Linked DNA regions of Homo sapiens: region 1 is linked to region 2. The links are chromatin contacts, found by Hi-C or POLR2A ChIA-PET in ENCODE. All regions are on one chromosome and are shown on one strand. The core of a region is the stretch at or near the end of the contact, and the rest is flanking DNA. Distances in the headings are between cores, read along the strand shown.

Region 1 (5,254 bases), core at 1,363-3,862, 73 kb after region 2:
GAGGCTGAGGTGGGAGGATCATTTGAGCCTACAAGGTGGAGGTTGCAGTGAGCCATGATCACATCACCGCACTCCAGCCTGGGTGACAGAGCAAGACCCTGTCTCAAAAACAACAACAACAAAAACATCCCAAAAACAAAAACAAAAAAAAAAAAAGAAAGAAAAAAATGGTGATAATTCAGGTCAGGTACAAAGCTGATTTGTTTGATATTATATGCTTTTCAAATGATATATATGTGTATGTATGTATATATATATATGCATATGTGTGTGTATATATGTGTATGTGTGTGTTATAAATTTTGTTCTGTAGAATTTTATTACTGCATAAATAATTCTTACCTGCATTTCTACAAAAATATTTTCTTTACAATGCAAAAGCAAATTATGAACTAGAACAAGAATAAAGAAGGTTATTAAGCCATAACAAGAGAAAAAGCATGTTTTATGTTTTGAGGCTAATTGAATCATACAACCTAACTCTACATGCATGCCTAGTTTCTATTTTCCATTCAAACAGCACTACTTAAACATCTGTCTTTTCCCTGTCTGTTCCACTGAGCATACCTGTTCTATATTTATGGTACTTTTAAATATCTTGGCAGAAATCATGTCAATGAGAATGTGCTGGTTAATTTCCAGAAAAAGAAAGATAAAAAAAAACACAGATTGTTCTTAACTATCCAGCTTTTTCCCCCAAATCATTTGTTTGAGAAAAATATTTCACCTGACGTTGTCAAAATCTTGTTCTTTCAAGTGGAATTAAAGTTTGCAAAATTTGTCCAGGCACAGTGGCTCATGCCTGTAATCCCAGCACTTTGGGAGGCCAAGGTGGGTGGATAGCTTGAAGTCAGGAGTTCCTGCCTCTAATCTCAGCTACTCAGGAGGCTGAGGCAGGAGAATCACTTGAACCTGGCGGGGCCAAAGTTGCAGTGAGCTGAGATCACACCACTGTACTCCAGCCTGGGCAACAGAGAGAGACCCTGTCTCAAAAAAAAAAATAGCTTTGCAAAATTCAAGGCTACTCTGGAAAATACAAATATATTCTCAGCAATTACATGTAAGTAAAAAATCTTTATTGTTAACAAATTATATTTTTGATGAATTTTTAAAATTTGAGCACAATACTATTTCATTGTATTTGGCCATTATTTACAACACTTTGGCTCTGAATTCTGGCTCCACCACTCCATCACAGGTTAATTGATGAGTAATCTTCAGCAAGTTAGGTAACCTCTAGCAATTTCTTCCTCCAGAATAACAGAAATAATATTAACTTTCTCAGAATTGTTACAAAGAGTAAAAGAGATGGGATATAGAAAGCACTTAATATAGAACCTGGCATATAGTAACATTCAATAAATTCTTCAGTAGGCTTTGCTATAGGTTGAAGTCTGCTCAAAAGATAGCTAATCAAGGTTTTATGCGAAGTAAAGTAATTCCTCGTAGCATAAGAATCAGTTCTTCCTCAGTCTTAGAAATACGATGGCTGGGGAGCCCTACTGGACTTTGATAATATAATAACTAAGACAACACTTAACAAAGAAACAGAAAACCTGCCCAAACCCTTCCAACTTTATCCATACACCAAATTTTTTTCTGTTTGGCAGGGAACATAATTTGAATTTCACAGGAGTATAACAGAACTACATAACAAAATAAATGACTTCTGCTGTTAGGTAAACTGCTGCTCTATTTCAATTGCTTTGGATGCTTCATTAATATGGGGCTGAAACTGCTAATTCATTTTATCCCTGTGATTGGTAGTGGCCAACAAGAGTAGTATCACTGTGTTGAAAGAAATTGTAAAGTGATAGATAATATCCCCTTGCTGTAGTTGAGATTCTTGCTTTTGGTTTGTGAGGTACCAGGTTTAAATTATAGCCCTTTCTTTCTGCTGGACGCTCATGGCAAAGATTGAATGTAACTTGCCTTTGAACCTTCAGTTTAATTCCTAGCATATCAATCATGATATGTGGTTGTTGATCTGAGCTGCACCACATCATATCTCAGTCCTCCTCCTTGTCTTTTCTGTTGTATCACCAGGGCTTTGTGTTGGCATGAGCAAGAATAGTATGAAGGTAACACTAAGCCCAAAGCTACAGAGAATGGTCTTTTATTAACTCATAGATATTGGGGGTTTACGATTCTCCCTCTTCCCTTCCCCCACAGAATGGCATATGAGGACGTCTGGTGTTATATTATCTCAGCTACTCAGCTACTTTACATAACCTTAAATTGGCCCTTCAGGCCACCAGAGAACCGAATTGACTCTCATAAGCAAGGAAGCTGTTCATGTGGGAAGTGTTATTCCCATGGGATCTTTTGCAGAACTGTTCAAATTTAAACAATATATCTGGGGAAAATAAAGAATGTGGGAAAGAAATATAGTAAATTGTTCCTGCATGTTTGTATAATTTCTGCTTTTTGGCCAAAAGGAGTAATATGTAATCAATGGTTTTACGTTTTTTTGGCACTTGGTCCTGAGCCAAATTGAAAAATAGCTCCTCTCCCACTGAGGATTATTCTAAGGCTTTAGTGTCTCCTTTGTGTTGTGAGAACCACAACCCAGGATGTTTCCCTTGTTGGGAAATGGGGAGAGTGGACGTGCAGACCTGAGCGCTGTGGCCTGGTCATTAACACTCACCAGCTGTGTCAAGACATGTGATCTCAAAATAAAAGTCATGCAGAACATCCTCAAGCCTCAAAAGTCACTCGACTAACACTGGGGCATGAGAGAGAAAAGAACTTTCTGAGACTCTGAGTTATAGCTTAAGTGCCAAGGGAACACTTTCCCTGGTGGTATTTCCACAAAACGGGTATGGGGAGAATCTGGGCTCCGTTTGATCATTAGCCGTCTCCAGAAAGCAGGGGTGGGGAGCAGATGTGTGAGTTAGGCGACTTCATTTCATTTCAAAACAACAGATGACCCTTGCATGCACTTTACTTATGTTTTGCCCTTTGAGTCATTATCATCCGGAGGCTGGGACCGGAAGCAGAATCTACTTCAGACAGAAGAACTTTGTTCTATTTTTTTTTTCCCATCCAAGTTTAGGAGAGGAGATAGATAGGTTAATTTTTTATGGGAATCAACCCAAAATCTAGCTTGGCTGCCAGAGTGGTCAGAATAATCAAATTGACTATGTCCCGGTCAGGTTGATTTTATTACATAGATTACTTTGCTTTGTCCTTAATGATGGAACTAAAGAGTTGAATGTACAGTAAGACTTGAAAAACACTATCTTCAGTTATCCAGATATAGAGTATGAAGGGACCTAACATCAGTGTTTCTTTTTAATCTATCTCTTATCTAAATCAAAATAAAATAAAATAAAATTGATCCTGGACCAAGGTTGAAATTGGAGGTGGGTCTAGAAGTTGATTGAGGTCTCTCTGGGCTATAAATGTTCATAAATCACCGGTTTGTCTATCTGATTTTTTATTACCTGTACTTGGCCTTGGCACAACAAATACATTCTGTTAAAGATTTAAATATATTTCCTCTTAAAGAATAGTGAGGCAGAATCATGTCATTAATGACCATGAGCTTAGGAAACAAAACTGGATTTGAATCCCAACTGTGCTCCCAAGTAGTATGTGACGGTGGCCAAGTAATTATATGTTCCCAAGCCAAAACCTCCAAGTCAGGAGAATTAGGGCAATACCTACATCCCAGAGTTGCAAGGAGTAAATGATAATATGTATGTGAAAGACTTGTATGTTAATAGCCTGATTAATGTCAATTTCCTTTCTTACTGGGCAATCTAGATATTCAATATATTAAATATTTCTCAAACCTTAGACACTTTCTTATTATACCTTAAACTGTGTGAATTATATTTTTAACTAGGCCAGCTGTATAATATTTTGAAATTTCATTCTAGTTAAGTCCACCACTGGTTCAATCAGCTTTAAAGGAAAAAACAACTATTATATCAGTGAATCATCCTTAAAAATCCAAGTGATCATTTCTAAATTAACAATCTAAGCAATCTTTAGAGACCCTGAATACTGAAAATGTATGGTGCACTATCTTCCCAGCATTCATTCATTTATTCATCATTTAATAAGTATTTATTGATTACCTACAATATTTATTGATTACCTACAATTAGGCATTGTCCTAATCACTAACAGAGGAGTGATTCAAAAAGACAATCTCTGTTCATATGAAGCTTATATTTTAGTGCAGAAAATAATAAATATAATAAGCCATTATATAATTCCTATATTAGTTATAAATGTATCTATATTATTTCTAAAATATATTTATATTTTTATATACTATATAAAAATGATATATACATTATACCAAAGATGATATATTATTTGGAGAAAATAGAGAGTAGGGTAAGAGAGATGGGATGCTGGGGCCAGTGACAAAGTTTGAAACTGTAAGTAGTAACTTCACTATACCCCTCAATGTGAGAGGAGAAGAGAACAAGGAGGGGAGAGAGCAAGCCACAGAAAGAGTAAGAGGATGGCCATGCACAGTGGCTCACGCCTGTAATCCCAGCCCTTTGGGATGCCAAGGCGGGCAGATCACCTGAGGTCAGGAGGTCGAGATCAGCCTGGCCAACATGGTAAAACGCCGTTTCTACTAAAAATACAAAAATTAGCCAGGCGTGGTGGCCTGTAATCCCAGCTACTCGGGAGGCTGAGGCAGGAGGATCACTTGAACCTGGGAGGCAGAGGTTGCAGTGCCTAAGATTGTACCACTGCACTCCAGCCTGGGCAACAGAGTGAGTGAGACTCTATCAAAAATAAAATAAATAAATAAGAATAAGAGGAAAGCCTTTCAGGTAAAGGAGACACTTCGTACAAAGGCCCTGAGATAGGAGTGCACCTGCCGTGTTTGTGGAACAATAAGAGAGGCCAGTATAGTTTAAGTGGATGAAATGGAGTGAGAGAGGGGAAGAGCAGTAAGAGATGAGCTTAAAGAGGTAATGAGGACTAGGTCATGTTAGACCTTAGAGTATATTCCAAGGACTTTGATTTTTATTCTGCATGAAAAGTGGAGTCACTACAGAATTTTGAGCAAGGATGAAATAAACTGACTTCCATTTTGAGAGCAACTCTGGCTGCTGTGTTGAAAGTGGATTGTAAGGCAGTCAGGATGGAGGTTGAGAGGCTAGTTGGAGGGCTAGTGCAATGACTCAAGTGAAATGTGATAATTGATTGGATGGTAGGAACAGTGGAGATAGTGAGAAGTGGTCAGATTCTGGGTATATGTGGAAGGTACAGTCAACAGGAC
Region 2 (5,882 bases), core at 818-3,317:
ACAACCCAACATGGACAAAAAGAGGGAGGCAGTAAACTTATTGCTGATATATTGATAATTATTGTGTTTATCAAAGGCATTTTATTCAATCCACGTTCCTAATCCTTAAATTTCCAATTGTCATTTAATGTTTCCCTCCCAGACACCAGGTTCAATTGGGAATGTTTGGGGAAGGGTATAAATCGCTGTTCTTGCTGGCTAAACTCTGTCACCTGACATCCTTCAGCTCCACCCCTTCTGGAGCTGTTTAGATTCAGCTAAGCACTGAGGGAGGCCCAAGCATCAAGGAGAGAGAGAGAAGGGAGAGCAGATGGGGAGATATAATGTTTCCCTTTCCACAAGCATAAGCCATCGAAATATGCTCAGTTGTTTATGAGAGGTGATAGAGTTGGAGAACTTGACTGAATAAACTTTAAAAACAAAGATCAAAGTGAAATTTTGCTTCTAACGTATGTCTATGGAGCAGAAAACATAAAATAGAAATACTCCTAATTATCTAACTTACGATTTCATGGCAAGAATCGCACCCTCAGTGTTTTTATTCCTCGAAATGCATTACATGAAATTCCACACATCTAGAACATATACATTTTGGATTTAGTTGGTGAATATAATACCTGACCTATCCAGTCTGTTGGTTCCTCTGCAAGACACGAGCAGTAGTTATCTGATTTAATTCTAAAAACACATTTAAGTGCTGAGGCATATAAGGTACACCATTTATTGTGGCCAGCCCTGTCCTTTGGAAATAGACTACAAGTAAAGCAAGTGAAAACTTGTCTTCCTTCCTGTTCACTTAGCAGAAAGCGTTAGTTCTGATCGAATAGCAATTGCAGAGAGTTTAAAATGCTGGAAACACCTGGAGAAAACATGCTAAATTTAAATAAAAGTTTTCATTCTTACATATAAAAGGATTCATTCTTTAATCGTTTAGAGATTAACCAAATTCTGTTATGAAAGAGAAGCAGGACATTTTAAAGAACTTAGGGCTTTATCATCATCTAGAGCATTTTCAGGATGGATGTCACTTGCAAAAACAAATGCTGTAATCACTTCTTTGAAGTTATTCAGTCCCTAGTTCATGAAATAAAAACTAGAAGATGTATAGCTAGTTAGCTAGCTACCATGGCTATAACTATGACAGATCCAAGTGGGAAAATCACTGGCAAAAATGACCACTGACTTCTGACTTAGTGCCTGATCTGAATCCACCCATTTACTCTTCAGTGGCTGTGAAGTACCATCCCACACCAAAAGAAATGTTGAAATTACTCAGTAGGTATTCCTTAGATACTGCAATGGGATTTTAAAAAAAATCCCAAACTGAACAAATAAAGCAAAAAATAAATACCTTGGGCAATAGCTTCACGCTGCTTCAAACCCCTGCCGGTGCACTTGAGCTACCTTCAAAACACCGACTTCCTACACTGTCTTAAGATGTAAATTTCAAACCCGGACGCAGAACTCCTAAAAAAAAGTAAAGAGTAACAAAAATTAAGCAGATAGAAAACTACTTCTTGAACATACAAGAATTGTCTACAAGAAAGGCGGTAATAATAACTCCTAATAATAATAACTCCTTTCACTGTTTCCAGTTGATTTGAGTAGGAGACGGCAGTTTTGAAGTAAAACTGGAAACCTGATCCCCACCCCTTCACTTCTCGAGCCGGGCCTCGTCCCTTAATTCTAGAAATAGCGATCGCGAAAGCTAAGTGCCGAGAAGTGCGAGAGAGTGCGAGGGCGTTTTTGGATAGCAGAAATGTTAGCTCAAAATCGACAACTTACAGTTATTCCTAAAAATGTTTAAATGGCATTCATGTAAAAGACACGGATTCACTTACTCCGATGACAGTTTTCCTCCCCTAGGCGAAGCACGCAGTGCGCCGGAACGGATTATTTTTAGGGTGGTGGGAGACCAGCTGCTGCCTCCTATCGAGTTTCTAAATTGCACAGACTGCTCTGGGCCGGGGCAGACACCGCGGCTGAGAAGCAGGAAACTGGGCAGAAGCCCCGCGCGCCGCGCCTGGGGCCGGAGACCTTCCCCATCCCTGCTCTGCTCAGCTTTGACTTGGGGCGGGCGCGACGCCGCGATTTTACAAACCCAAGTAATAGGCGTCCCCTTAAACTTCATTAGACACTGAAACTTGGAATATGATTCCATGATTCTCCGGAGTCGGGTTTTCAAACGTCAAAACACTCAAGGTATTCTTGTTTCTTTGTTTTGTTTTTCCATGCTCTGTAAGCACCCCTTTATTAGCCACGTAAGGAAGCGGATTTGGGGATTTCGCTGTTTCCCCCTGAACGGATCCGGGAAATGAAGGGCTCATTCTAGGTAGAGGCACCCACTGCTGGGTTATGAGTGCACGAATGTCTCACAGGAGCAAGGCTGGCTCAAGTCTAATTTTCCGCTTTTCCCCGGCGACCTAGAAAACTTGGTTTCTCTGGTGGACCAGCCGCCGCGCTATCGAAGGGCGACCCTTGCCCACCGTCCCCTAAAGTGAGACGCTGATTCCCATGGACTGCGTAAACAGTCACCCTCTTCTCCTGTTTCCAACCAGAGACATAATTAACTCTCGAGATAACGTGTTTATATTAAGATCACCCCACAACCACTCCCCCGCGAAACACAAGCCGTGAATTTTGTCCCCGACAACCCTCTTTAATTAACACCGGATTTTCTCAAGAGCCAGTTTTGAGTCAGCTTGAGATAAGCATTGTTTTCAGGAACTGTCGTATTTTAATAAAGGATGGTCAGCCGGGCGGACTTCTGCCCCTGAGGCTCCGCATGCCGTCCTCAAGGGGCGCCGCTGCAGGACTGCGGTCTGCTGGCGCTGGTCCCCAGATCTGAACCCTAAACACCGGTGGCCTCGTGGCCTGTGCGATGCAGGCCGACTCCAGCCCTGCCAGTCCCAGGGGATTTCTCCGCCGGCGCCCCACTCTTGGGAAGGTCGCTGCGCTTCCGGGTGAGTGCCTGACCTGCGTCAGCGGCTGGGACTTGAACCCGCGGCCGCTAGGAATCTGCGAGGCCATATGGGGCCGAAACCTGGGAGGGTCCGAAGACTCCGTTCCTGTGGCCTTTGAACGCTTGACAACTTTACCCTGGAGCTGTCTGCAGCGGCGCAGGGAAATAAGAGAGCGTTTCAACAGTGAGGATCCTGGTACTATGGATGCAGCCCAGGGTGGCCGGGTGAGCAAGCTGGACGCGAGGCCAGAGGCTCTCCAGGGCATCTATGGAGAGAGAACTGGAAATAGGGGGTGCCAATAATCCCAAGATGAAAACTCTTGAGTGTGACTACACAAAATGAAGTTTACTTGAGGATTATAAAAGAATATTACAATTCATTAAGGTCATTTACAATGTTTAAAAATCATGCTTATTGTAGAAACTTTGGAAGATGTGAAAGTGTACAGAGGAGATCAAGGAGCCCCCCGTAGATGCACCTGTGCACACACACCCATAAAACTACTGAAAACATTTTTTTTTATGTTTTAACAAACACAGGCGGTATGGTGCATTGATTAAGAGTGTGGACTAGGAAGGCAGCCTGCTCGATATCACATCCTGCTAGTTAGTTCAGAGACTGAACAAGTCACATAAACCCTCTGTGTATCAGCTTCCTCCTCTGTTTAATGGGACAATAAAGATAAATAATTTAAATAAATATAGAATAATTTTTAAAATAATTTAAATGGCTATATACTATTCCATTGAAAGGCTATACCATAAGATTCATTTTCCCGTTGTTTGACATGTATTTGCCCAATTTTACTAATATCTGTGATCATATGATGACCTTTTTTCATAAACTTTTTTTCTTTCTAACAAGTAATGTTTTAAGATAAATTATGTGAAAAATAATTACGGGATCAAAAGTGGTAGATATTTTTAAGGCTGTCAACATAGAATGCAAAATCACCCTTCTATGAAGTTCGTATTAAGTCCCCCAAATTGTATGAGATGAGCTATTACACTTATACTCAAACCAGCATTGGATATTGCTATTTTTTATTTTAAAAAAATATTTTAACTTGACAGATAATATTCAATTCTGTTATTCACATTCAACATTTCCCCACTATTGATTAATCTTTGTATCCCCTCTTTTGTGGCAGTTTGTTCACATACTTGTGTACCTCATGGGTCTTAATGAAGTTTACCATTTGTATAAATGTTTCATAAGAGTATACTAATCAAATGTTTAATAAGAGGATACTAATCCTGCTTCATATATGACACATTTTTCCCAATTTGTCATATTGTTAAAAAATGATAGTGCTGCTGCCTTTCAAAAAAGTAAGAAAAAAGTTTTCATGTGTTCTGTAAAGATTTATTAGAGCACACACTATGTGCTAGACATAGAAGCTAGTGATGAGTCAGATCTCTAGGGTCTATTGCACTTCATTGAACTTTCTCCTAAGGGAAATTTTACGTAGGCAAATTTGCTGCTTGTTGCCTTTGCAATGTATTAGAACACTTTAGTTAATAAATATTTACCTTCATTTATATTTGTTTAAAGGCTTTAGTAAAAATTTGATTTTGGAATTTATTTTGGCATACACTATGGGATGAAAATCTGCATTTATACTTTATTTGTTACACCAACACCATTTACTGAATAATCTTTTTCTTCTGCATTGTGGTGTAATACCACTTTTGTCATATACACATAATTAGTTCATAATAAGATCTGTTTCCGGGCTACCTATTCTGTTCAATTGATCTGTTTCAATTTTTTATTATATTGCTATGATTAGACTGATTTGATTATCAGAGATTAAATTATATTGTAACCCTGACAGTGCCAGTCCCCTTTTCACTCTTTTCAAAATTTTCAAAGCTCCTCTCTTTTGGGGATTTTATTGGAATTTCATTAAAACTAGGAAGTAATTTATAAAGAACATATTTTTAGTGCTTTGTCTCTTCACCCAGAAATGTAGTTTCCCATTTATTTGTCTTCCTTTTATCCCAGTATTAAATTTATACAGGTCTGTGCATATTTTGTAAAGATTGATCATACAAATTTCATATTTTTGTTTTAATATTTTGTACTGCTATTAAGGATGTACTATTTATTTTGTCCAAAAAAAGTATATTTATCTTATATCCAGACACTTTATTAAGACTTCTCAGTAATCCCAGAGCTATTTCACCCTGTTACCTTGACTTTCCAGAAATACGATTTCATCTGCAAATAGTGGTACCCTTCCATTTTAAAATACTTACAGCTTGTTTGCATTTTATCTCTAATCTTCATTAAATACATTCCAGAAGTGTTAAATAATACAAGAAGATAAACCATTGTTTCTTTCAGAAATATATACAATATATTTTTAAATCAACATTGTAAGTATAATTTTCATGAAATAAAAAGTATCCATGATACATGTAAAATCCAAAGTCTTTTGAAATAACCATGATCCCAAAAAGATACAAAGTATTTCTATCTCCCAAGGAAGTTATCTTGTGCCTTTAACTAGTCAGTCTAACTGTCTCTCACTTAGGGTAACAAGTGACCTGAAGTCTATCACTGGAGATTAGTTCACAAATGTCATATAAAAGGAGTCATACAGTACATACTCCCTTGTGTCTGGCTTCTTTAGGTAAGCATAATATTTTTGAGATTCATCCATGTTGTTGTATATATGAATAGTTTATTCCTTTTATTGCTGAGTAGAATTTCACTGTATGAATATGCAGTTTGTTTATTCGTTCACCTATCTGTATACGTTTGGGTTATTTCCAGTTTTGGGCAGTGATGAATGAAGTTTCGGTGAACCGTTTTGTAAACATAGGTGTTTTGTTTTTTTTTTCCTCTTGGGTAAATATTAAGCAGTAGATTTGCTGAGTCATATGGTAACTATACATTTAACTTTACAGAAAT

What was found. Hi-C counts contacts between places; a loop is a spot of excess contacts on that map. ChIA-PET counts read pairs that join two places held with the same protein, here RNA polymerase II (POLR2A). Pooled maps may share reads with other maps.
Region 1: a pooled map of heart left ventricle shows a loop between it and region 2 (3-fold over the local background). The contact joins the enhancer-like site here to the promoter of ABCC9 in region 2. A Hi-C loop is called at or near these places in 1 of 50 pooled maps. POLR2A ChIA-PET finds 5 or more read pairs at or near these places in 2 of 52 experiments (activated T-cell and common myeloid progenitor, CD34-positive).

What each region holds. Positions count from the first base shown.
Region 1 is chr12:22,011,988-22,017,241 of GRCh38, forward strand. No RefSeq gene overlaps it. Among named protein-coding and RNA genes, the nearest start is that of CMAS, 32 kb to the right of the region's middle. Within about 2 kb of position 2,613, at least 2 of the 41 ENCODE cell types and tissues checked have a DNase peak (open chromatin) inside an H3K27ac peak, as active enhancers do.
Region 2 is chr12:21,939,359-21,945,240 of GRCh38, forward strand. ABCC9 (ATP binding cassette subfamily C member 9) reads right to left here and starts at 2,068. Exons shown (of 40, transcript NM_020297.4): 1 at 1,842-2,068; 2 at 1,352-1,467. RefSeq lists an enhancer at 1,501-2,478.